Linked DNA regions of Homo sapiens: regions 1, 2 and 3 are each linked to region 4. A link is a contact called in ENCODE Hi-C or POLR2A ChIA-PET data. All regions are on one chromosome and are shown on one strand. Each heading gives the region's core, a stretch centred on a gene start or an enhancer-like site at or near the end of the contact. The rest is flanking DNA. Distances are from core to core; before and after follow the strand shown. Region 1 overlaps MED13L (mediator complex subunit 13L). Region 2 overlaps MED13L (mediator complex subunit 13L). Region 3 holds the start of FBXW8 (F-box and WD repeat domain containing 8). Region 4 holds the start of LINC00173 (long intergenic non-protein coding RNA 173).

What was found. Hi-C counts contacts between places; a loop is a spot of excess contacts on that map. ChIA-PET counts read pairs that join two places held with the same protein, here RNA polymerase II (POLR2A). Pooled maps may share reads with other maps.
Region 1: a loop to region 4 is called in a pooled map, with 2.1 times the contacts of the local background. The contact joins the enhancer-like site here to the promoter of LINC00173 in region 4. A Hi-C loop is called at or near these places in 5 of 50 pooled maps. POLR2A ChIA-PET finds 5 or more read pairs at or near these places in 4 of 52 experiments (HEK293, Panc1, WTC11 and 1 more).
Region 2: a map with no recorded cell type shows a loop between it and region 4 (8-fold over the local background). The contact joins the enhancer-like site here to the promoter of LINC00173 in region 4. A Hi-C loop is called at or near these places in 18 of 37 single-sample maps with no recorded cell type and 5 of 50 pooled maps. POLR2A ChIA-PET finds 5 or more read pairs at or near these places in 1 of 52 experiments (PC-3).
Region 3: a map of CD8-positive, alpha-beta T cell shows a loop between it and region 4 (4-fold over the local background). The contact joins the promoter of FBXW8 here to the promoter of LINC00173 in region 4. A Hi-C loop is called at or near these places in 1 of 168 maps with a recorded cell type or tissue (CD8-positive, alpha-beta T cell), 12 of 37 single-sample maps with no recorded cell type and 7 of 50 pooled maps. POLR2A ChIA-PET finds 5 or more read pairs at or near these places in 1 of 52 experiments (WTC11).

Annotation. Positions count from the first base shown.
Region 1 is chr12:116,120,734-116,126,549 of GRCh38, reverse strand. The region is part of intron 2 of MED13L (mediator complex subunit 13L); the gene reads left to right. Among named protein-coding and RNA genes, the nearest start is that of MIR620, 25 kb to the left of the region's middle. Within about 2 kb of position 2,854, at least 11 of the 41 ENCODE cell types and tissues checked have a DNase peak (open chromatin) inside an H3K27ac peak, as active enhancers do; they include Panc1, where a contact is called at or near this core.
Region 2 is chr12:116,192,659-116,198,357 of GRCh38, reverse strand. The region is part of intron 2 of MED13L (mediator complex subunit 13L); the gene reads left to right. Among named protein-coding and RNA genes, the nearest start is that of MIR620, 47 kb to the right of the region's middle. RefSeq lists a silencer at 880-1,174 and an enhancer at 880-1,174. Within about 2 kb of position 2,622, at least 3 of the 41 ENCODE cell types and tissues checked have a DNase peak (open chromatin) inside an H3K27ac peak, as active enhancers do.
Region 3 is chr12:116,908,641-116,914,595 of GRCh38, reverse strand. FBXW8 (F-box and WD repeat domain containing 8) reads right to left here and starts at 3,646. Exons shown (of 11, transcript NM_153348.3): 1 at 3,241-3,646. The coding sequence starts at 3,558. RefSeq lists silencers at 3,179-3,438, 3,599-3,818.
Region 4 is chr12:116,531,325-116,536,685 of GRCh38, reverse strand. It overlaps LINC00173 (long intergenic non-protein coding RNA 173), which reads right to left and starts at 3,251. Exons shown (of 3, transcript NR_027346.1): 1 at 3,070-3,251; 2 at 475-566; 3 at 173-333. RefSeq lists an enhancer at 1,342-1,876 and silencers at 3,285-3,334, 3,239-3,440.

The sequences.
Region 1 (5,816 bases), core at 1,605-4,104, 410 kb after region 4:
ATAATGGCTAAAACTACAACTGGATAAAACTGCAGCTGTCCTGGTTGAGACTGGAGATGGAAAGGGCCAGAGGGACTCACTGGGGCTCTTGCACAGGACTCTAGTACTCCAAGGACCACAGGAAGAAACCACTGCACCTTGTGTTATGGGAGCCGCCCAGGCCTGCCCTACTCCAGACTGTGCCCTATCCAAAACAACGGTGTTACTTAACTTTGCAACCAAAATGCCATTCTAGCCAGATTTCGAAAGAACATAGGATTGAACTCATTCACACCACTGCGACTGTAAATAACTGACCTTTATTTCCTAAAGGACTTGCAGTTTTCATATTGACTTGTTAATGCAAAGGAATCTTGTAGAGTTGAAACACCAACATGAAGTAAAAATATTGGCAGTGTTGGTGTGTTTAGGTCATTTATAAATTTTTTGCTTATGAGTTGGAAACTTCTTGGCTTAAGTTTTGGATAATGACAACTTTTCCTGGATATATTTTAACTTAAAAGTTTTGAGAAACTTTTATTGCTTTCCAATAGGTTGTTTTTGCATTCATAAACAAATTAATTTTGAAGACACAAGGGGAGAATTGTACATTCTGTCTTTTAAAAGTTGAGAATAATAATTTGTGATTCTATTAAGAGCCAGATAATTGTAACAGAAATTCATATGTAAACCATAGTTGTTTATGAAAGTAAAATGTTCTGATTACTAAGAATACATTTAAACTGAAATGTTTTTAAAATAAAAATTTTTAATGTGTGGTGACATGTTTTATACTGATGATTAACTTTGTCTTTTCCAAAAAGAAGACAAACAGGGAAAGTATGCAGAAGTAATTTGATTAGTTTTGGGGGAGTCATGACTTCACACAGTACAGAAAACCAAAATAAGAGAGACATGGATTGGGCACCGACAGTAGAAATTGTATAGATGTTATCTTCTGTAATAAGACTCATTGTTTGATTTCAGATGATGAAAATTTTAAGCTTGTGTAATTCTAAAATTGTGTGGGACACATAAAAACTTCTCTTCAAAATACACTGTGTTTAAGTGCACATTAGTGTTCAGTGGTCCATTTATAGACATATCAGAGTTAGGCTACACATTTTCTAGTTTCTAACCTGCTGTGGTAGCACAGGTCAGAAAACTCTAAAATCCTACTATTTAAAATTATTAAAGCATTTTGCTGTTTTACAAAAATTTGTTTGTTGTATGTACATAACCGTTTGCATTGATTGATTGATTGATTGAGATGGGATCACACTGTAGTGCCCAGGCTGGCCTTGAATTTCCGGGCTCATGTGTCCTCCCACCTCAGCAGCCTGAATAGCTGGGATTATGGGCTCCTGCCACATTGCCTGGCTACATAATTATTTTTTGAAAAGCTATTACAGGTTTCAAAGTTTTGTGAACCAGACTTAACTTTTTTTTATTATTGGTTAGTTTTCTTTTCTGTCTTAACAAATTTTCACATGTGCAAATTGTTTTATTTTGTAGCACATTCTTAGTGTAAAAATCAATAGTGTTGTAGAAAGCTTAAAAAAGAGACTTTTTAATTGCTTAATTGTACAGACTGCTAACTTTGAAAAAGTATTTTCCAATATTTTGGTTTAACTATGATCTTTCAATTTATGACAAATATTTTTTTCCTGTCAACTACCAAATTCTCTATAAACTACAACCCAGCAACACACATGTGTAAACCAACAGAAGATTGCATTTGTGTGTATGGAAAGGTGGTTCACTTTTTAAAATTCCTTAAGAAAACTGACTTTATATGTTGTCAGTATAATGTGGCTTATGACTTTTTTCTAATTTAAATTAGGGCCTTTATATTTACAGTTAAAACCTTCACCAGGTGCAGGGATTGATGGGCGTTAAGTGAAATGATAGACTGATCTAATTATTCTACATTCTTGTTTTTAACCAAAGTTACATTTTATAAACTGTGGTATAGTAGAAAGCAGTTTTTTTTCTGTCTTGGAGTAGCATTTTATATTAAGGAAAACAAATTATTATCTAGTAAAAGTAGATAACAAAGTGAAGAGAACAAATTATTTTGTTGTAAGATAATGGAAAAAAGGATACTACTGTTGAATTTTCTAGTCCTATAGTGAAAGAAGTGGAAAGAAGGTAGACCAATAGTCATTACTGTTTCAGTGACAAAAATAATTTTGTAATTTCTGCCTCCAAAAAATTGGATTTATAGAATGAATTTCTGTAAGAGTCTTTCTGCAATATTTGCCATAGACTGTCAAGCTGAAATAAAAGCCAAGGTACCCATCAGGTCTCAAGGAGATGGCACTGAGTTTGGTCTAAAGAAACCTTTGTGCACCAAGTCTTCACAGTAGTCAGTCAGTCTCTGTCTCTCTCTGTCTCTCTCTGTCTCTCTCTGTCTCTGTCTCTCTCTCTCTCTCTCTCTCTCTCTCGTCTTTCTCTCTCTCTCTGCAGATGTTATTTTTGCTACATTTGCTATTTTAACCTGTCAGTTAAAAAATAATTACTATGTCAGTATGGCTGGCAGCTCATATAGGAAAAATATGCTGTCTCTTAATCAAAGGTGATTACAGTTTTCCCCTGTCTATAAATGTGCTTGTTGTGTAACGAGAATGCATTAGTCTCAGCCTGATGTACGAAATGAAAGGCAGTAAGAAGCAGCACCATTGTTATCACTCCAGGCGTGTCTAATGAATCGTGTTTCCATGTTCTCTCGGTCACGCCGTAGAGTGCCCTCAGCCAGGGCTAAGCCTCCTGTAAAATGCTCTTTAAGATTATTGTAGCAAGAACAGAAATGCTGCATGGCTGGGGGTGGGGAGAGAATGCCAACGAGACAGCTGCATTTCAAACAGTTACAGCTGCAAGGATTACTCATAGTAATAGCAGTGACAGACAACTGTTTGAGCTTTAGTGTAAAAGGCAATTTGGGGACTTGCCCTGTCAGAATTTTAGTAGCAAGCTTCTGTGTGCACGTGTGTGTGCATGTGCGTGTGTTTTTTATTCAAATTAGTTTGTGTCTGAAGAGTGGAAGGAAATATTTTAAATTTTTACTTCTCAATTGTGCTAATGTTGAAATCAGTAGTTGACTCATCTTTATTAAAATCATTGTCCTAGAGGAAGTTTATAAAATGTTTATTTGTAGCAATGATGAATTTAAATGTATATGTTCTAACTGAATCACATGTCTGCTTTTCCGTCTCAAAATTTATCTTGTGATGATTCCTGTTTTAAAAATATTGGTTTTCCTTGTAATTTCTGAACATACAGCCTTGTTTAATATAGGATCCTTATTTTAAAAATTTATTTCAAATATGATGTAAGCTTATAAAAGTAATGCCTGTCATGAAATCTGGAAAATACTCAAAGAGGTAAAGGAGAAAACAATCATTATTCTAGCAGAGATAACTGTTAATTTTAATCCTTCTGGACCCTTGTTTATGCATTCTAGAGCATATTAAGAGCATGTTAATCATTTTAAAGGTTAAAAATGGTAATCATTTTAAAAAATATTTGGAAGAAGTAGCAAATGGGGACAAATTTGGTTTTGAGAAGTCAATAACAGCCATTGTGCAAGATTTCTTTTTCAGTGTGCAGCTATTAAAGTAACATTGCAGCCTGTTTTCTGTAGCAGTTGTCTTTTGAAGGCCTTGTACAGTTTATCTCGAAATTTAGTTTTATGGTTTCCTTCAATTTAAAGTTTGCTGGCTTTACAGGGAGTCTTGTGATCCATTGAAATGCTAACTTGGGTCGTGTCTCAACTGCTACAATGCTGTGTAGAAACTGTCATTAAAATTCTGGTTATCCTGCAACTGGCAGAGAACCCATGCTGATTCCTTAGGAAGATAGTACACTGTTAAAATTTTGAATCGCAATTGTGCTTCTGTCTGCCAAATATTATCAATATTTGTAATCACTTAAGGTTGCAAATAGTTTGAAATAAATGGAACGTTTTAGTATGTATCTTCTATCCATGATTCTTATTTGTTTGATGAATTGACATCGGGAAGGTTACAATCCATTTCCAACATAGATTTGTTAAGTGATACTGAATATTTTACACTCATGAGCAATTCAAGAAATCAGAGCTCTAAATAGGTTGAAGTTGATATAAGTAATAAGTCCATTTAGTTATTAATGACTTCAAATATAGATTCTACCAGGCAACTGATGGCAGCATAAATTGATCAGTCAGTGGTGGTGTAGTGTTGTAAGTCATTGGATTTTTTTATGTGTGAAGTGCTATATTTCATAATTAATGTAGCATTGTGCTCCTTTGTTACTGAGTTTCTTTGGTAAGTCAGTTTTTAAGAAAGCAGATACTTCAAAATCGTTTATTTATCTTGGTATCCTTCATTTGCTGCAGTTAGATTAAGTGGATACATGTTTCCTTGTTGTAATATCTGATTAGTGTAGTTTTTGGAAGTAGATTTAATAATTCAGAAGATTTTTTTTTTTAAACACTACGATGCGTTTTATATGTTTGAGGTAGAAATTGAAAACAAAGGCAGTGGGCAAATGATAAACCTTGGATTCAGAGCTATGCTATCTTTAGCCGTTAGTTACTGAAATCTAACTGGGAAACAATGTACTTGTTTCCTGTGCCTTCCTTTACTTGTGTTTCTGGAGTTTCGAGTGAAATTTGATTTTCAACAATTTTAACGGCTGAATAAGAAGTGCCATCCCTGAAAGTGCCCTTCCCCCACCTCCAATATTTGCAGTGGCCAATGCCGTTGCTGAACTCAATGTTCTGGATAATAGGTTTCATTAGTTTTGATGCCTGAGGTAAAAAAGCAGTAGGTGGGAGTAAGAAGTGTTTTTGATGTCTAGACGTTCATTTCAGCTGTTGCTGCAATATGATACATTAAAAGGAAATATGTATCATAGCTCAGAGGAAATATGTATTCTTTGAAAGTAATTCTACTTTTAAACTGTGTAAGGCTGGGTGACCTGAATTCTAAAAGCATGAGCTTGAATTTCTTCAAGGTTTCACAATCTTTATGCTCCTCCCTACCCTATTCCATTCTCCCTCCTCCCATTTTTTTTTCCCCTTCAAGTAAAGTATGTCAGTTTCATTTATGGAATTGGAAGGGATATCTTTCCAAGATCTCTGCTGGAAAACACAAAATCATTGAAGTATATGCTGCTTTGATATTTTGCCATATTGACTTTTTTTCTCCCTGAACCTTTTCTATGTTTTTTCTTTCAAATAAGCTTATTAATTCTGTAAGGAGTCATGTTTGGTGAAGTTGAAAGAAGTTATATTGCAATTGATGGGGATTTGAAAAATTATTTGGGCACTAAGCAGTAATTACTACTATTTAAAACTTTTCCTTTATAAACACTGTCTTTTCTGTTAAAAAACATTTATATACTACTTTTGCAGTTTAAATATTTGATTATGAGGATAACTGTATTAAAAAAGGTTGAATAACAGCAACGTAAACACATTCTGATTATAGCTTTTATAATTTAAGTGAGATAACTTTAGTGCCAAAATAGTTTTTCTTTGTAAATAGGCAGCTGTAGTAGTACTTAGTTTTAGTTTTTAATCTGGCTGTAATAGACAAAATAACAGCAGGAGAATGTTTTAATTTAGAAATTCCTTGTTTTGATTGACTGTTGTCACTCATTTATTTTACATGCATTTTAGATCTCTTGGTTCTTTTGAGACCAACAAAATTTTAGGAAAATTCTCCCATTATGCATAATTAGACTTATAAACATAGTCTATAGAGATAGTCTTTTTGCTACTTTATATTCTTAAGGTATTATAAGCATTTAAATAGAAACTGGAAAGATCAAAAGAATTAGAAAGGCTTTTT
Region 2 (5,699 bases), core at 1,373-3,872, 340 kb after region 4:
ATTTTTTTTAAAGTATGTGATATGTGTGTGGGATATGTTGAATACCCTTGGGTTGCTTGAAATAGAATTTTGTGTCAGCAGGGGAGAAAAAGGTAGGGTGAGGACAGCTTGTGATATAAGATGGATGGTACAGTTGAGACCTAAGCAGGAGGAAAAGATGAAATATTTTAAAAAGAATTTTTTTTTACATTGTAGTTCTCTGGTACTTAAAATATGTAATATATGCAGTAAAAATTATTGGGTTCTTGGTGTGTGGAAGGAAAGTAACAAATAACATCATGTTTTGGTTATCTGCCATACATAAGCACTATTGATGGTATTATTGTTAATGACTTTGTGCATTCATAGGTGTTTGCTAAATAAGTGTTCTCTGTAAAAATTTCTTTTCAATGGAAATTCTTGCTTTTATATGAACATGTTAAAATTCTTTTGGCTTTCTACAAAAGAAATGGATTGCTGGGTGATAAATGCCAATTTAAAATGTTACACTACTTTGATTAAAAAATCATAAAGAGTTGCTTTCTAATTTTCATGATTTTTAGCTAGCAGCTGGTGAGTAACTGCTTTTTTTTTTTCCTTTTTTTCTTTTTTTGAGACGGAGTTTCACTCTTATTGCCCAGGCTGGAGTGCAATGGCACAATCTCTGCTCACCACAACCTCCGAATCCTGGGTTCAATGATTCTCCTGCCTCAGCCTCCCGAGTAGCTGAAATTATAGGCATGCGCCACCATGTCCGGCTAATTTTGTATTTTTAGTAGAGATGGAGTTTCTCCATGTTGGTCAGGCTGGTCTTGAACTCCTGACCTCAGGTGATCCGCCCGCCTCGGCCTCCCAAAATGCTGGGATTACAGGGGTGAGCCACCACGCCTGGCCAAGTAACTGCTTTTGAAGCAGTTGGAGCTCCCATTTGTGTCCCAGAAGAACATCTTACTGATGAAAATAAAGTAGTGGTTGTGCTAAATGACTGAAGAATGGACAACGAGATAAAGCAGAGAACAGAGATAGAGTTCCTTATGGCAGTGGGCCAGAGTCCTACTGACATGTACAGATAACTAAAGAAAGCGTGTGCTGTGTATCTTGTGCTGTCAGATAGATGCTGACTGAACCGTGCTAGTTAGGGAGACCAGCCCTTCAGCCGAGTACACGGTTTCATCTTTGCAGTTAGGCTGCAGGACTGCTGCTGTATTTTCATCCACCGGAGCTTAATATAATTTTAAGGATTATGTGGGTGGAGGCTTAGACTAAAGTAAAGTGAGTGTGCTGTTTATCACCAGCAAAGAGTATGCTTTGTCTTGAGAGAGAGACACTGAACTGATGTTCTGTCTTATTGTTTGTGTTTTCAGACTTAATATGGTTACTGTTCAAACTACTATATATCTTTGAAAGATTCCCATTGATATGTATTCCCATCAAAAAGAATTACTAAGTATATAACTAGATATAAATGCCTTCAAATTTTGAAGACATGTCTGTCTAATGCTAAAATTAATGCACTTTTATTAATCTGATAGTGCCCCTAAAATACACAAAACTTTAACCAGCTGTATGTCTTAACTAGTTTAGATAAAACCATCAGATTCTTAAGCTATGTAGACACAGCTGGACCACCAAAAAGAGAGTTAAAATTTTATAATATAAATGCAGCCTAAATTATCAGCATTATTACTTTTCTATTTATTTTAAATTTGGAGAGAAAGGTTAAAAGATACTTCTGATTGAATAAATTGTGTTGATGGCAGTAGGTTTGCTTTTTGATTGTATATTTGGTTTTAGTTAACAAGAAATCCTGTTACTCAATTCTGTAATCTACTATTCTAGTACTCTTCTACCCCAATCACAAGTTTTATTGCCACCGTTTTGGAAAGAAAGCACTCTTATCTCATGTGTCATTTCTCTGGGTGTTAGAAACTGAATTTAAAGGACTATTAAGTTGCAGCCGAAGCCGAAGACTGGGCCAGTCAGACTTTTTTTTTTTTTGTTAATTGCACCTTACTTATTGGCCCTGTTTTCAATTTTGCTCTGTGGAAACACCCAGAGGACCTCTGTGGTGTTCTTGGGTAGCATGTATTCTGTACACAATTTGGCCCTCTAAAGTGAGGTCAACAGTAAAAAATATAATTTAAAAATTAAGCTAGATGAGTTCAACCAGTAATTTTTTTTCTTGCTACTTGAAAGTTAGATTATCCATTAGGTTATAATTTTCTTTGTTATGTTGTTGATCTGGATAATATATGATTCAGTGTAATTTTTTCTTTTCTCATTGCCTCTTTGCTTGTTCTGAAACTGCTGTTAAATATATCATTGAACCTTGTTTTCTGGCCTCCATAATATATCTTTAAAACTTCTTTGCCTCTGCAACTTTCTAGTTAAATTCTTCATTATTATTCTCTAGTTTATTAACTCCTTTTCAATTTTTACTGTTTACATTTTATCTCTTACTCAGTTTTTCATTTCCATTGCTTATTTTAAAATTATTTAAAACTTACTTTGAGTTAAAATATTCATTCTTTAGCTTTTAAATTCTTTTTCATTTCCACCTAGCCTTGTTTCACTTCTGCTTGTTGTGATTTTTTTTCCCTTTATAAAAGAAATTTTACTCTTTTATAAAGAGTAAAAGAGTGGCTCACGCCTGTAATCCCAGCACTTTGGGAGGCTGAGGTGGGTGGATCGCTTGAGGTCAGGAGTTCAAGACCAGCCTGGCCAACATGGCAAAATCCTGTCTCTACTGAAAATACAAAAATTAGCTGGTGTGGTAGCGCACACCTGTAATCTCAGCTACTTGGGAAGCTGAGGCAGGAGAATCGCTTTGAACCTGGGAGGCGGAGGTTGCAGTGAGCCGAGATTGTGCTACCCTAGCCTGGGTGACAGAGCCAGACTCTATCTCAAAAAAAGAAAAAAATTTTAAGCATACTATTTTCAGGCTTTTCTGTTTCTATTTTGTTTGAAGGGATTTTGTATTTCAGTTGCTGTGTTTTTATTCGTTTTCTTTATGTCATGGTACAGCTTTGACTGGGAAGTCCCCCCACTCCCCACAGTCCCTTCTAGTGGTTTTGCACGTATTCTTAACTGCTTCTCCCTGTTGCCCCCACCCCCACCAAGGTCTTAGATTGGCAGCAGAGGGCACTTGTCTCCCACTGATGGTAGATACACCTGCATCTTTGTTCCAGTTGGCCAGGCAGTGGGATAGTGTGGCTGAAGCCCTAGTATTCTCACTTTCCTAGGCACTCAGTTTCTGAGAAGACATACTTCCTGAAAGTCCACACAGCTTACTTACCCCCAGGCAGCTGTTAGTAGCAGTTTGTTTTCAGCCCAATTTCGGCCTCAGTCCCTTATCTTAGGTGGGCCACTTTTATTCCTGTTTCTATAGGATCTGAAACCTAGGCCTTCACTGGTTCCTTCTGAAACCAGAGCCTAGCAGCCCTATACCTTCTGCCCACTCTCTGTTACATATTTCTGTTTCATGGTGATGCTGGTCTTTTTTAGTTAGGTAGGTCTTTAAAATGTCTTCTCCAGGATTTTGCCTGTTGTTGCTTTGTATTTGAAACAGGGTGGGTTTTCAAAGCAATTTATGATGCCATCTTGATTGGAAGTTCCAGTAAATTAAAAAAATTATTTCTAGCTTATTATATTTCAGTCATATTTTATTTTTAACAAGCTTTTGATTTTTTAAACAATCTTGTGAATCTTTTCATATTCTCTAGAACATATAAATATTTCTCTTTATGCAGTTCAGCCAAAGTTTATTTAGCATTGTGGGCTTAATATTTTCGTGATGCTTTTGAATGTGGTTAAGGTGAATTTGATCAGATGGATTGAGGATTTGTAGATGAAGTAGTCCTGAATGATTTTTACTATGATTAGGAAATACCCTGTACTTAAAAAGAAGTAGGGGTGGCTGGGAGTGGTGGCTCATGCCTGTAATCCCAGCACTTTGGGAGGCGGAGGTGGGTGGCTCACCTGAGGTCGGGAGTTTGAGACCAGCCTGACCAACATGGAGAAACCCTGTCTCTACTAAAAATACAAAATTAGCTGGGCGTGGTGGTGCAAGTCTGTAATCCCAGCTACTCAGGAGGCTGAGGCAGGAGAATCGCTTAAACCCAGGAGGTGGAGGTTGCGACGAGCCGAGGTTGCACCATTGCACTCCAGGTTGGACAAAAAGAGCGAAACTCTGTCTCAAAAGAAAAAAAGAAGTAGGGGTGTGGGTATAGACAGGGTTATTTTTTTGTTTTTTGTTTTTTTAAATACCCTTCCGTCATCTTCTCTTCTTTTGTCATTTACATCTACATCTTTAAAAATTGGAGATAGGAAATATTCTGATTGAGTAAACTTATTTAGGTTCTGGTAAAGTTTTGTAAATTGCTGAAAGGCTGGAAAGTTAATTGGAGCTTTTTAATAGTGAAATTGAACTTTGTTAATGTCTTTTTGCTAACTACTTTGATCAGCTTTAATCTTTGACTAGCTTCTCATTGAGTTCATTCATAAAGGTATTTCTTAGGAGACTGATGTACAGTGATCGGTTTACTTGTGAGTTACATTCTTTGGACTGGATGTGATTCTTGATTGTGACTCCTACTATTCCCATGATGATTTCCTTTCTCTAGAGAAGCAGATATGTGGTTTTCATTTCTTTGTGCTTTTTCCTTTGATTTTGGGGACTCTGATTATTAGTAATTAGAAATTCTTACCTTTTTTTTTAAACAAAAATAGCGAGGTATTAGTGATTATTAGGAGTTTTTTTTTTCTGAGAGATTTCTACTTTACACTAAATCTTCATCTTGACCAGATTTGACAATGCATTTAGATAAACTACTTGAGAATTTTTTTGGAAATACCGAAAAATAATTAGATGACTCACATTTCAAGTACTTCTAAAACAGTAAGTTAATATGTAGACCTATTCTCAGTTGATATTTGTGCTTGAGTTTAAAGTTTAGATGTTTTGTTCCTAAGACAAAGCATGGACAATATAGTACTTCTATTACATTGAAAAATATTTTTGATTATTTCTAAAATAAATAAGCTTCAGGTTAAAAACTTAAAATTATTAAAGACAGGATTTTGCTTTGTTGTCCAAGCTGTAGTGCAGTGGCATGATCGTAGCTCACTGCAGTTGCAAACTCCTGGGCTCAAGCCATCCTCCCACTTCAGCCTCCCAAGCAGCTGTGACTACAGGAGTGAGCTACCATGCCTGCCTAATTTTTGTTTTTTTTGTTGTTGTTGTTTCTTTTTGAGAAGGCGTCTTGCTCTGTTGCCCAGGCTGGAGTGCAGTGGCATGATCTCGGCTCACTGCGAACCTCCGCCTCCCCAGTTCAGGCGATTTTCCTCTGTCAGCCCCCTGAGTAGCTGGGACTACAGGCACGTGCCACCATGCGTAAGTTTTTGTATTTTTAATAGAGACGCGGTTTCACCGTGTTAGCCAGGATGGTCTTGATTTCCTGACCTGGTGATCTGCCCGCCTCAGCCTTCCAAAGTGCTGGGATTACAGGCATGAGCCATGGCGCCCGGCCCATGCCTGCCTGATTTGTAAATTTTTTGTAGAGACAGGGTCTGCCTGTCTTGCCCAGGCTGGTCTTGAACTGCTGAACTAAAGCAGTCTTCCTGCTTTGGCCTCCCAAAGTGCTGGGATTATTGGAATATTAGAAATAAGGGTCAGGGTTGTTTTTTTAATTATTCCTTAAATTGTTCTTGTTATTGTCCTG
Region 3 (5,955 bases), core at 2,397-4,896, 380 kb before region 4:
CCTTTTTTTTTTTTTTTTTTTTTGAGACAGGGTTTCGCTCTGTCACCTAGGCCGGAGTGCAGTGGTGTGATCCCGGCTCACTGCATCCTCGACCTCCTGGCCTCAATCAATCCTCCCACATCAGCCTCCCAGGTAGTGAGGACTACAGGAACATGCCACCACGCTGGCCAATTTTTGTAGAGATGGGGTTTCTCTACGTTGCCCAGGTTGGTTTTGAGCTCCTGAGCTCAAGAGATCCATCCACCCACCTCAGCCTCCCAAAGTGCTAGGATTACAGGCATGAGCCACCTTGCCCAGCCACAAAGTTTGCTTTTTGCCTGCTTTTGACAGGGTCTTGCTGTGTCACCCAGGCTGGAGTGCAGTGGTGCAATCATGGCTCACTGCAGCCTCAGCCTCCTGGGTTCAAGCGATCCTCCCACCTCAGCCTCCCAAGTAGCTAGAACTAAAGGGGTGCACCACCACACCTAGCTAAATTTTTTAAATTTTTTGTAGAACCAGGGTTTCACTATGTTGCCCAGGCTGGTCTTGAACTCCTGGGCTCAAGCAATCCTCCTGGCTTGGCCTCCAAAGTGGTGGGATTACAGGTGTGTACCACCACACCTGGCCTACAAAGTCCTCTTTAAAATTAGAGGTGCCCCAAAAGTTGTATGCTACTCATAGAGAACCTAGTAGTACCTAATGTGGTGATTCTGAAGGGGGCAGAGGAGACCAGGGAAATGAATTCCAGGAAGACAGGGAAGGCCTTTTCCAACAACATGAAATAGATTCAGATGTACCCTCCAGATTCTCCAGTATGCAGGTCCCTTCTATTTTCAGAATACTACAGACCCTTGAACAACATGGGTTTGAACCGCGTGGGTCCACTTGTATGCAGGTTTTTTCCATAAACGTTGCATCGAATGTGCCTGCCTCTCCTTGCACCTCTGCCACCACTATGACAGCAAGACCAATCCCTCCTTCGTAGCAGCAGCAGCAGCCTACCCAGCATGAAGGCAATGAGAATGATGGCCTTTGTGATGAGCCACTTTCACTTAATGAATAGTAAATACATTTTCTCTTATAATTTTCTTAATGACACTTTCTCCTCTAGCTTACTTTATTATAATGCTACAGTATATAACACACAGAAGATACAAAATATGTGTTAACTGACTTATCTATAAGGCTTCTGGTCAACAGTAGGCTATTCGTAGTTAAGTTTTGGGAGAGTCAAAAGTTATACACAGATTTTTGACTGCAAGGAGGTCAGTTCTCCTAACCCCCCAGGTTGTTCAAAGGTCAACTGTACATGATTTGCTTCTTTACTATTTTTGGCATCAATGCCTATACCTCTAAGGTGTTACAAATGGAAAGCCTTGAGAATCAGGACCTTAAACCAAAGGAGGCTATACAGTAGAGTATAATGTCTTAAACTTGCCTGATCATACCAGTCATCAGATTTCAGGGCCCCTTCCCTGGTGATGGAGTTAGCAGGTCTGGGGAGGGCCCAGAACCTATATTATAACCAAGCCTCAAGTGATTCTTATGCCAACTCAAGTTCACGTGGTGAAACTTGGAGTTGAAAAGACCTGGATCCAAATTCAATCCCCAGAATCTATCAGTGGGGTAATGCTGGGCAAGTTACAGAGAATCTCTGAGTTTCTTCATTTGTAAAAGGAGAGTTAAAATCTACCTCACAGGATTGTTATATTCGAATTAGGGCAGAGCACAGGACTAAACACTTGGTAAAAACTCAAATAGTAGCTATTAATGCTATTTGAGTAAACTACATATTACATAAAATAATAGGCCATTATTTCTTGAAACAGCTTGCCACTTAAAAGAATTATTCTCGGCCGGGCGCGGTGGCTCACGCCTGTAATCCCAGCACTTAGGGAGGCCGAGGCGGGCGGATCACGAGGTCAGGAGATCGAGACCATCCTGGCTAACACAGTGAAACCCCATCTCTACTAAAAATACAAAAAGAAATTAGCCGGGCGTGGTGGTGGGCGCCTGTTAGTCCCAGCTACTGGGGAGGCTGAGGCAGGAGAATGGCGTGAACCTAGGAGGCGGAACTTGCAGTGAGCCGAGATCGCGCCACTGCAACTCCAGCCTGGGCGACAGAGCGAGCGAGACTCCGTCTCAAAAAAAAAAAAAAAAAAAAAGAATGATTCTCAATTGGGAGGATCACTTGGGCCCAGGAGTTTGAGACCAGACTGGGCAATACAGGGAGACCTTGTCTCTACCAAAAAATTTAAAAAATTAGCTGAGTGTGGTGGCGCATGCGTGTAGTCCCAGCTACGCGGGATGCTGAGGGAAGAGGATGGCTTGAGCCAGGCAGTTTGAGGCTGCAGTGGGCCGGGAGAGCAACAGTACACTCTAGCCTGGGCAACAGAGCAAGACCCTGTCTCAGAAAAGAAAGAAAGAAAGAAAAAAAAAAAAAAACAGGAAAAAAAAAAGTGGGTTCCCAATTGTAAAGCTGTAGGGACTTCCTTTGGGCCTAATTTAAATCAAACCATTAGAACCTGGAGCCTTGTCCTCTTAACCTGGGAGCCACGGATGCATTTCAGGTGTTCTTGATTTTCCCAACTTTCTGAAGGGGATTATTTTTAACGGACACAGGGTCCCCAGCTTCCTCCAGATTCTCCAAGGTATCCACGCCCCACAAAAAGATAAGAAACTCTATCCTAATGAAAGTGCCCAGGAGATTCTTCCTCCTCTTCTTCCTTTTTTTCTGAGATAATTTTTTTGAATACGTGCACGGTTACAAAAATTAAATAGTGCAAACAGTATACAAAGGTAAAATTACTTCCTATCCATCATCTGGGTCCTCCTTTTCAAAGGCAACCTTTGTTCAAAGTTTAGGTAGCCTTCAAGAGCAGGATTTCTCAACCCCACACTTACTGATATTTTGTCCTGGATAATTTTTTTGTGCGTGGTGTCCTGTACACTGTAGGATGTTCAGGAGCATCTCTGGCCTCTACCCACTAGATGCCCAGTAACATGCACACATACACACCCCGATGAGGCACCCAAAAATGTCTGCAGACACTGCCACATCTGGGGGAACAAAATCGCCCTGGTTGGGAAGTGCTGCTTCCAGAAAGACCCCTATGCAAGCACAAACATTGGTGTTTGTGCGTCTACTCATTTTCTCGGGCAACTAGTGGCACACAGTTACTCTCCAAATCACTGCAGGGGTTTGTCCTGGGGGCGGGGGCCGGCGCAGGCATGGGCGGGGGGGAGGCGACGGCCACTCACCAGGTCGCGGATGAGCTGGTCCACCAGCTGCTCCCCGCCCCCGGCGCCCTCGCGGGCCAGAGGAGAACGTGAGCGGCTCGCTACGTCCTGCCCCTCGGCCCGAGTCGCCCGCGCCGCCGGGGGCCTCCCCGCGCCCTCCAGGAGACGCTGGGCCAGCGCCGGGTCCCCCGAGGCCTGTTCGCCGCGCCCGGAGCCCACCTCCGGCCGCCGAGCCCGCCTCTCGGCAGCCTCGGGCCGTCGCCGCTTCTTCGGCGCCTGGGCCTGCGCCAGCTCCTCCTGCCAGCGCCGACGGAACTCATCCAGGCTGTAGTCGTCCATATTCGCCGCTCCCGGCGCTCCACGTTCTCCTCGGTTCCACCGGGTGCCACGAGACAGTCCCGCCCAGGGAAGTGTCCGCCGCGGCCGGAAGCCGCTGCCGCCGCCGCTCTAGGGTTCCGGGTGGGCGTCCACGCCCCCGCCACGCCCCCGGCGCTGCCCCTGTACGCACGTGGTGGTCCGGCTTGTGGCTTGTGGCGCCCAAAGCAGAGGTTTACGCAGCTGCCCCTCAGCCCGTCAGCTCTGCTGCCTATCACTTTTGCTAAGCTCTGACTTTGCGCCAAGCATTGTTCCTTCATTCAACAAACATTCATTCAGCAACTACTATATGCCAGGCACCAAGAATTCAGCATTTAAATCTGTAAAACAAAACAAAAACTCTGACGTCTTGGAGCATGCGTTTAAGTAGGGAGACTTTAAACAAAGAAATATGAACATTTAAATCAGTGATAGGTATTAGGAAGAAAACAAAATAAGGTAAGGTAAGGGGAGTAAGGATTGATAGTGAAAGTCTGTTTAAGATGTTATTTAAATTAAAATCTAAAAGAGAATCAACAGGTGGATAAAGAAACTGATATATACATATGGTGGAATACTACTCAGCCATAAAAAAGGAATGAATTCATGGCATTCGTAGCAACCTGGATGGGATTGGAGACTATTATTCTAAGTGAAGTAACTCAGGAATGGAAAACCAAACATCGTATGTTCTCACATATAAGTGGGAGCTAAGCTACGAGGATGCAAAAGCATAAGAATGACTTATGGGACTTTGGAACAGGGGAGGGGGACGAGGGGAGGGTGGGAAGGTGGGGAGGGATAAAAGACTATAACTTGGGTTCAGTGTATACTGCTCGGGTGATGCGTGCACCAAAATCTCACAAATCACCACTAAAGAACTTACTCATGTAACCAAATACCACCTGTTCCCAATAACCTGTGGAAATAAAAATTTTTTTTTAAAAATCTGAAAGAGAAACCAGCCAAGGGAAGGTCAGATCTTAGGAGAGAGATTTCCAGAAGGAAATCCAAGGGCTTTAAGATGGGAAAGAAAATGACATACGATGGCGTTCCACTTAAAAATGTTTTCTTTGCACCTGATATTCCCTCAGCAGGGAACTTTTCCCCCCACCTTGACTTGGTTAACTCCTACACATCTTTCATATCTCAACTCACATTTCACTTAATCTTCCAACCTCCACTCAAGAAACATCAGGTATCCCTGTTACTCATTCTCACAGCATCCTGTACTTCTCATCATAATACATAACACAATTTGTAATTTTATTTTTATGTATATATATATATCCCTTCCCTTCTAGATTGGCAACTCTTAGCTTTGAGACTGGTGATTAATACATGCTCAATAAATGGTTTTTTGTTTGTTTGTTTGTTTGGTTTGTTTTGTTTTTGAGACGGAGTCTCGCTCTGTTGCCCAGGCTGGAGTGCAGTGGCGCGATCTCGGCTCGCTGGAAGCTCCGCCTCCCGGGTTCACGCCATTCTCCTGCCTCAGCCTCCTGAGTAGCTAGGACTACAGGTGCCCGCCACCACACCTGGCTAAGTTTTTGTATTTTTAGTAGAGATAGGGTTTCACCATGTTGGCCAGACTAGTCTTGAACTCCTGACCTCAAGTGATCCACCCACCTCAGCCTCCCAAAGTGCTGGGGTTACAGGTGTGAGCCACCACTCCAGGCTCAAAGATGCTCTTGCAATTAACTGTCCCTTATTCCTTGTCTAACTCTTCTTAGTCTCTCAGGCCTCTTCTCTAGAATCACTTCTGTAAATAAACTAGCTGCCTACAAACCCAGGGCTCAGGCTTGCTTACTGTGGGAAACCAGGCTTGGACAACCTTCACTGTAGAAAATTAGAGTATATGGTTGGGCGTATATTCACACCACTACACTCCAGCTTGGGCGACAGTGCGAGACTCTGTCTCAAAAAAACAAAAAAAAGAAAGAGCATCTCTGAGTTGGTCCTACTGTGGCAATTTAGGCTCATTCCATTAGCACCTTCTAAGGAGCCTTAGAACACAGCTCAGAATTGTCCTCCCAAGAGATAAGAGCCAGAAGAGGAAAGCATTTGTCCAGTGACTCTCATCCCCTACTAGAGAAAGGCTAAGCCAAGGAGCTTTAACAACCTCCCACTTCTAGATTGGGTATAAGTAAACGGATTATCATGGATGTTCCGTACCAAGGCAGCAGAGATGCTCTGGGGCAAAAAGCAGGAGGTACACTGTGCAGCTAACAGGAACGACTGTCAGGTTACACGTGCACAAAGCCAGTTGCTACAGCAGTGACTAAGGTAAAAGATGAGTGAAGTGATGCAAGATGGAACATAAGCATCCAATACAAGTAAGCATTCTCTTTTTTTTCCGTAAAGGTTTTATTATACACAGAAGGG
Region 4 (5,361 bases), core at 2,002-4,501:
CTGAGAAAAGATGATCCATGTCAACTGATTGATTGACGGATTGAAAAGCATTTGTTTTGAGGCAGGCACCGCACTGTGCATTTTGGGGACCCAAATATGAAAAAGACATAGCTGCCTGTGCATAGGAGCCAAATGGTCTAGAGAGAGGCAGAGATCACAAAGCAACATGGGATGCCAGAGTGACTGGGAGTTTATTTGGGGGATATTGATCTGAAGGGTGAATAGGAGTCTCCAGGCAGGCACATGGGTGGCCCATCACCAGTTCACGTGATCTGAGTACATGTAGGATAAATGACCCCAGGCAAGGCTGGGTGGATGTGGCACAGCCTGACCCTGTGGAGATGAGGAATAGTACGATATCCGTTAAATATCCATTCACTAGGGCCCATCCACTGCACCACAGATGTTGCCCTAGAATGGAGTTTAGCCATGTAGTCATTCATTCATTCATCCATTAAAGCCACAGATATTTACCGAGCACTCACGATGTGCCAAGGAAGACTAGGTGCTGGGGAGGCAGAGGTGATCAAGATCAATCTGGTATCTTTCCTTTTGGAGCTTCCATACTGGTGGAGCAGAGGGCCATTAAACAAATACACGTGTCAAATAATAAAGAAATATATAGTACAGGCTGGGCACGGTGGCTCAAGCCTGTAATCCCAGCACTTTGGGAGGCTGAGGTGGGTGGATCAGTTGAGGTCAGGAGTTCGAGACCAGCCTGGCCAACACGGTGAAAACCTGTCTCTACTAAAATTACAAAAATTAGCCAGGCATGGTGGTACGTGCCTGTAATCCCAGCTACTTGAGAGGCTGAGGCAGGAGAATTGCTTGAACCCAGGAGGTGGAGGTTGCAGTGAGCCAAGATCGTGCCACTGTACTCCATCCTGGGCAATAGAGCAAGACTCCATCTCAAAAAAAAAAAAAAAAAAAGGAACTATACAATACAATAAAAGACAACCTAATACACATAAAAGCATCTGCCTGCCCCTCAGTTTCTGAGCTCCCACTTGACACCAAGTGTTGTGGGGGTACAAATTTGGGTCAACATTTTGTGTAGCAGAACTCTGGGGACCAACCAGAACTCCTGAAAACAGGATGCCACTCAGCAGTGACAGCCTCACTTTCCCATTTACTGGGCTTTTTTTTTTTTTTTTTTTTTTTTTTAACATCTCTGGACACCTTGGATCCTGCCAGCAAGCCTCGGGAGGCAGTTTAGGAGTTATTTTCTTTACTTCTCAGGGGAGGAATCCGAGGCTTGGAGAGGAGGAGGGATTGACCGGCCTGGGGTCACACAGCTAGAAAGGCCAAGATTGCTATGCCGTTTTTTTTTTTTTTTTTTTTTTTTTACAAAGAAAGAACAGCGGAGCAAGGTGGCCATTTTATTTTCTCAAAGCCACACTACCTGCTGCTACACAGGACATAAAAGTGCAAAATTCCACCAGGAAGGGAAACAAAACAGTCTTGAGACAGCCATGTCTCAGAGGTGAAGATTGGAGGAGATTTTAATATAGGGTGTGAATTCCAATTCACATCTCTTCCAACGGGACCTCTTTCCGAAGTCCCGGGAACTAACATTCATCAACACCTCTGACATCCCAGAGGATCGCAACATTCCTGCCAAGGGTTATTACTCCCATTTCCCAGATGAAGAGATTGAGTCCCTGCAGCACGCAATTAGACAGTAGCAGAACCAGAATTTGAACTCTGATCCACCCCGATTCTGGGACCTGTGGAGCTCCAGGTACCGAGAGCTGGCTCTCGCCTGGGGCCTTGGAGTCTGGGTAGCTGGATGCTGGGAGAGGCTGCGGAGGTAAGGGCCCAGGGGCTGAGGTTGCAGCGGCTGCCCGGGAATGCGGCCCTTGCACGCCCACTTTTTAACACAGTGCCATCCCTGACAGACACCCTTGTCCTTTTCCTGTGCTGCCCTTCGTAACACCATAAATAAAGCCTTAGAGTAACGTGACCTGAGCCAGGCAGTAAATGATGGCACTGTCAGTTGTACACGACTGTTGAAACAAACACAGACTGTAATCATCGTGCTGTACGGGGAGAAAGACATTTGGCAAATGAGATTCCATTTTCACATTGGTTTGTGCTGAGCATATAAATTTCCTGCGGGCCGGCCAGCATTGGGGATGTGTAATTGATTGCCTGCATTATAATAAACAAGCTGTGACAGGTGATCATTCATCATATTCCGCTGAACGTTCCAGCACACCAGAAAACGGAGGAAGAGAGGGAACGCGCGAGCAAGGGGAGAGGAGAGGAGGAACCTGGGGGAGGGGAGGGGGTCGGAAAGACCGAGTATTCCCGACAGACAGAAAAACCAGGGGAGGGGCGGGGGAGGGAATCCGCTGAGCGGGCGGGGGAAAGTGAAAGCAATTACTATAATTCTTTTGATTATCTAATTTGTTCTTTCTGGCCTTCGTTATATGACCCTCCCCCCCTCCCCCCACTCCAACATAGAAGGTCCCCCACGGGGACTTGGGAAGGCACAGAGAACGCTCCCTCCACGATCGAGGGAAGGAAGGGGGGAGGCAGGTGGGGGAGGGGCCGCGTCTAGTTGTAACCGGAGTAGATACATTCGGGAAAACCTGGGGGGAGAAGGAGGAGGAGGAGGGGAGGAGCGTGTGCAGGACTTAGCTTTGCTCTTGCACTGAGATGCCTCCAGTCGGATGGATAGGAACCAGCCTCTTTAAATACATTTTTTTAAAGGGTGTCTGAAAAACAAGTGAAAAGTTCCTTTTATTGGAGAAAAAGGACAGCATCCAAGTTGGCATCAGATGTGGTTCCACAAGCCTGTCATATGGTGCTCTCATTCCTCCCCCTCGCTCCCTCCGCCCCGCCCCAGCTCCCACCTCCCCACCCCCACTGCAGCCCCAGCCTCTCTGTCTCTCTCTCTGTGCCCTTGGCCCGGGGCTGGGGGTCGAACAGCAACTGCTGGGAAGCACCCTCCTCTCCAGGAGCTCCCACCTAGACAGACAGAAGGCGGAGGTACACTGGCATATGAAGGACAGAAAGACAAATGCAGAGCTCTCGAGCCAGCACACGCATTAAATAAGTACTTACATTATGCAAAAGCCAAGGGCCTCAACAAGGGGGTGAATGAAGAAGGGGGACAAGGAGGGCTGCGTCCCAGACTAGTTTCCCCAGCTCTCACCCTGCCAATTTCCAGCCCCCGCCTCCCTATCCCGCAAGCGTCCTCCCATTCCCTCCCTGGTACCAAGCGCTTAGAGCAGGTGGGAGCCTCGGACCCAGAAGGCTGGGAGCTGAGGAGGCGTGGCTTGCGCTAACATCGGGGGCGGGGCCTGGCTGGGGCTTAGTCGGGGCGGGGCCCACGCCGGAGGGGGCGGGGCGAGCACAGAAGAAAGAGCGTTAGGGGCTCCTTTGCCACTCGTTGCACGCTGCTTCCCAGAGTCTTCTGCTATTTCATCGTAGCCTTAACAACTGGAATCTGTCGCCTTCGAGATGTTCCTAAAGTCACTGCTTTGGGAGAATCTGTTCAAGGGACCTGCTTTCCAAAAGCAATGACATCAGCCCAGCAACGTGATCTGTGTTGTCCTTGAAGGATTAACAACTCATTTGGGTCTCCCAAGAGCCCTAGGAGGTAGCCAGGGCAGGTGCTGTTGTCCCCGTCTCACAACGACCTATGAAGTGCATGTTGGGGCCTTGATTTTACAGGGGAAGGAACACAGGCACAAAGAAACGAAGTTACTCTCTCGGGATCTGGCAATGAAAAAGTCAAAATTTGAAGCCAGGGGTCTTCTGACCTGTTCTTCAGCATCCCTATGAGAACATATACTTTCTCCCTCCAACACTCTCCTCCCATCCATAAGTGCATACAGGTGCTGAATAGGAGGGGCAGAGTTGAGTCTATATTGAATGATTGTGCATCCAGATCCTCACTAAGCCCTCTTGGTTTTGCCTGACACACGTGGCTCACTGTGTGCCCCCTGGTCCAGGCCACCTGCATCTTCCTCCTGGACCACTGTCCCCGCCTCATCACTGGCCTTCCTCTTAATGCTGTTCTCACTCCCATCCACTACCCACCAGCAGCCATGATGATCAATGATGGTCACCATCCATACCCTGTATCAACTGTCTCTCTAGCGCCATCTTTTTTTTTTTTTTTTTTTTTTTTTTAAAGACATGGTCTCCCTCTGTTGCCCAGGCTGGAGTGCAGCAGTGTGATCGTAGCTCACTGCAGCCTTGAATTCCTGGACACAAGCAATCCTCCTGCCTCAGCTTCTTGAGTAGCTGGGACCACAGGTGCTTGCCCCCATGCCCAGCTAATTTTTATTTTTATTTCTGTAGAGATCAAATCTCATCATGTTGCCCAGACTAGTCTTGAACTCCTGGCCTCAAGCTTCCCCAGTTGCTGGGGATTACAGGTGTGAGCTGCCACACCTCTTGCCTTAGCTTCCCCAGTTGCTGGGATTACAGGTGTGAGCTGCCACCATCTTTTTTTTTTTTTTATTTGTTTGTTTTGTTTTGTTTTTTGGAGGCAGAGTCTCATTCTGTCATCCAGGATGGAGTGCAGTGGCATGATCTTGGCTCACTGTAACCTCTGTCTCCCAGGTTCAAGTGATTCTCCTGCCTCAGCCTCCCGAGTAGCTGGGATTACAGGTGCCTGCCACCACGCCTGGCTAATTTTTGTATTTTTAGTAGAGACAGGGTTTCACCATGTTGGCCAAGCTGGTCTTGAACTCCTGACCTCAGGTGATCCACCCACCTTGGCCTCCCAGACTGCTGGGATTACAGGGGTGAGCCACCATGCCTGGCCAGGTCCAGAAGTTTTCCATCACCCCAAACAGAATCTCGGTACCCATTAGCAGTCACTTCCCATTCTTCCCTCCCGTTGGCCCCTGGCAGCTGCCAATCTGCTCTCTGTCTCTATGGATTGCCTGTTCTGGATATTTCATGTAAGTGGAATCCTACGATATATAATCTTTGTGTCTGCTTCTCCCACTCAGCATCATGTGTTCAAGGCTCATCCATGCTGTAGCGCATGCCAGTGCTTCCTTTCTTCTTATGGCTCAGTGCTGTTCCATTGCCTGGATGGACCACATTTTGTTGATCCATTCACTGGCTAGGGGTCATTTGGGTTGTTTCCACCTTTTGGCTATTGTGAATAGTGCTCTATGAACAATTGTGGGTAAGTTTTCATTTGAATATTTGCATTTATTTATTTGTTTATTTATCTATCTATCTATTTATGTTTTGGAGACAGAGTCTCCCTCTGTTCCCCAGGCTGGAATTCAGTGGCGCAATCTCGGCTCACTGCAACCTCTGCCTCCCGGGTTCAAGCGATTCTCCTGCCTCAGCCCCCCGAGTAGCTGGGATTACAGGAGTGCGCCATCA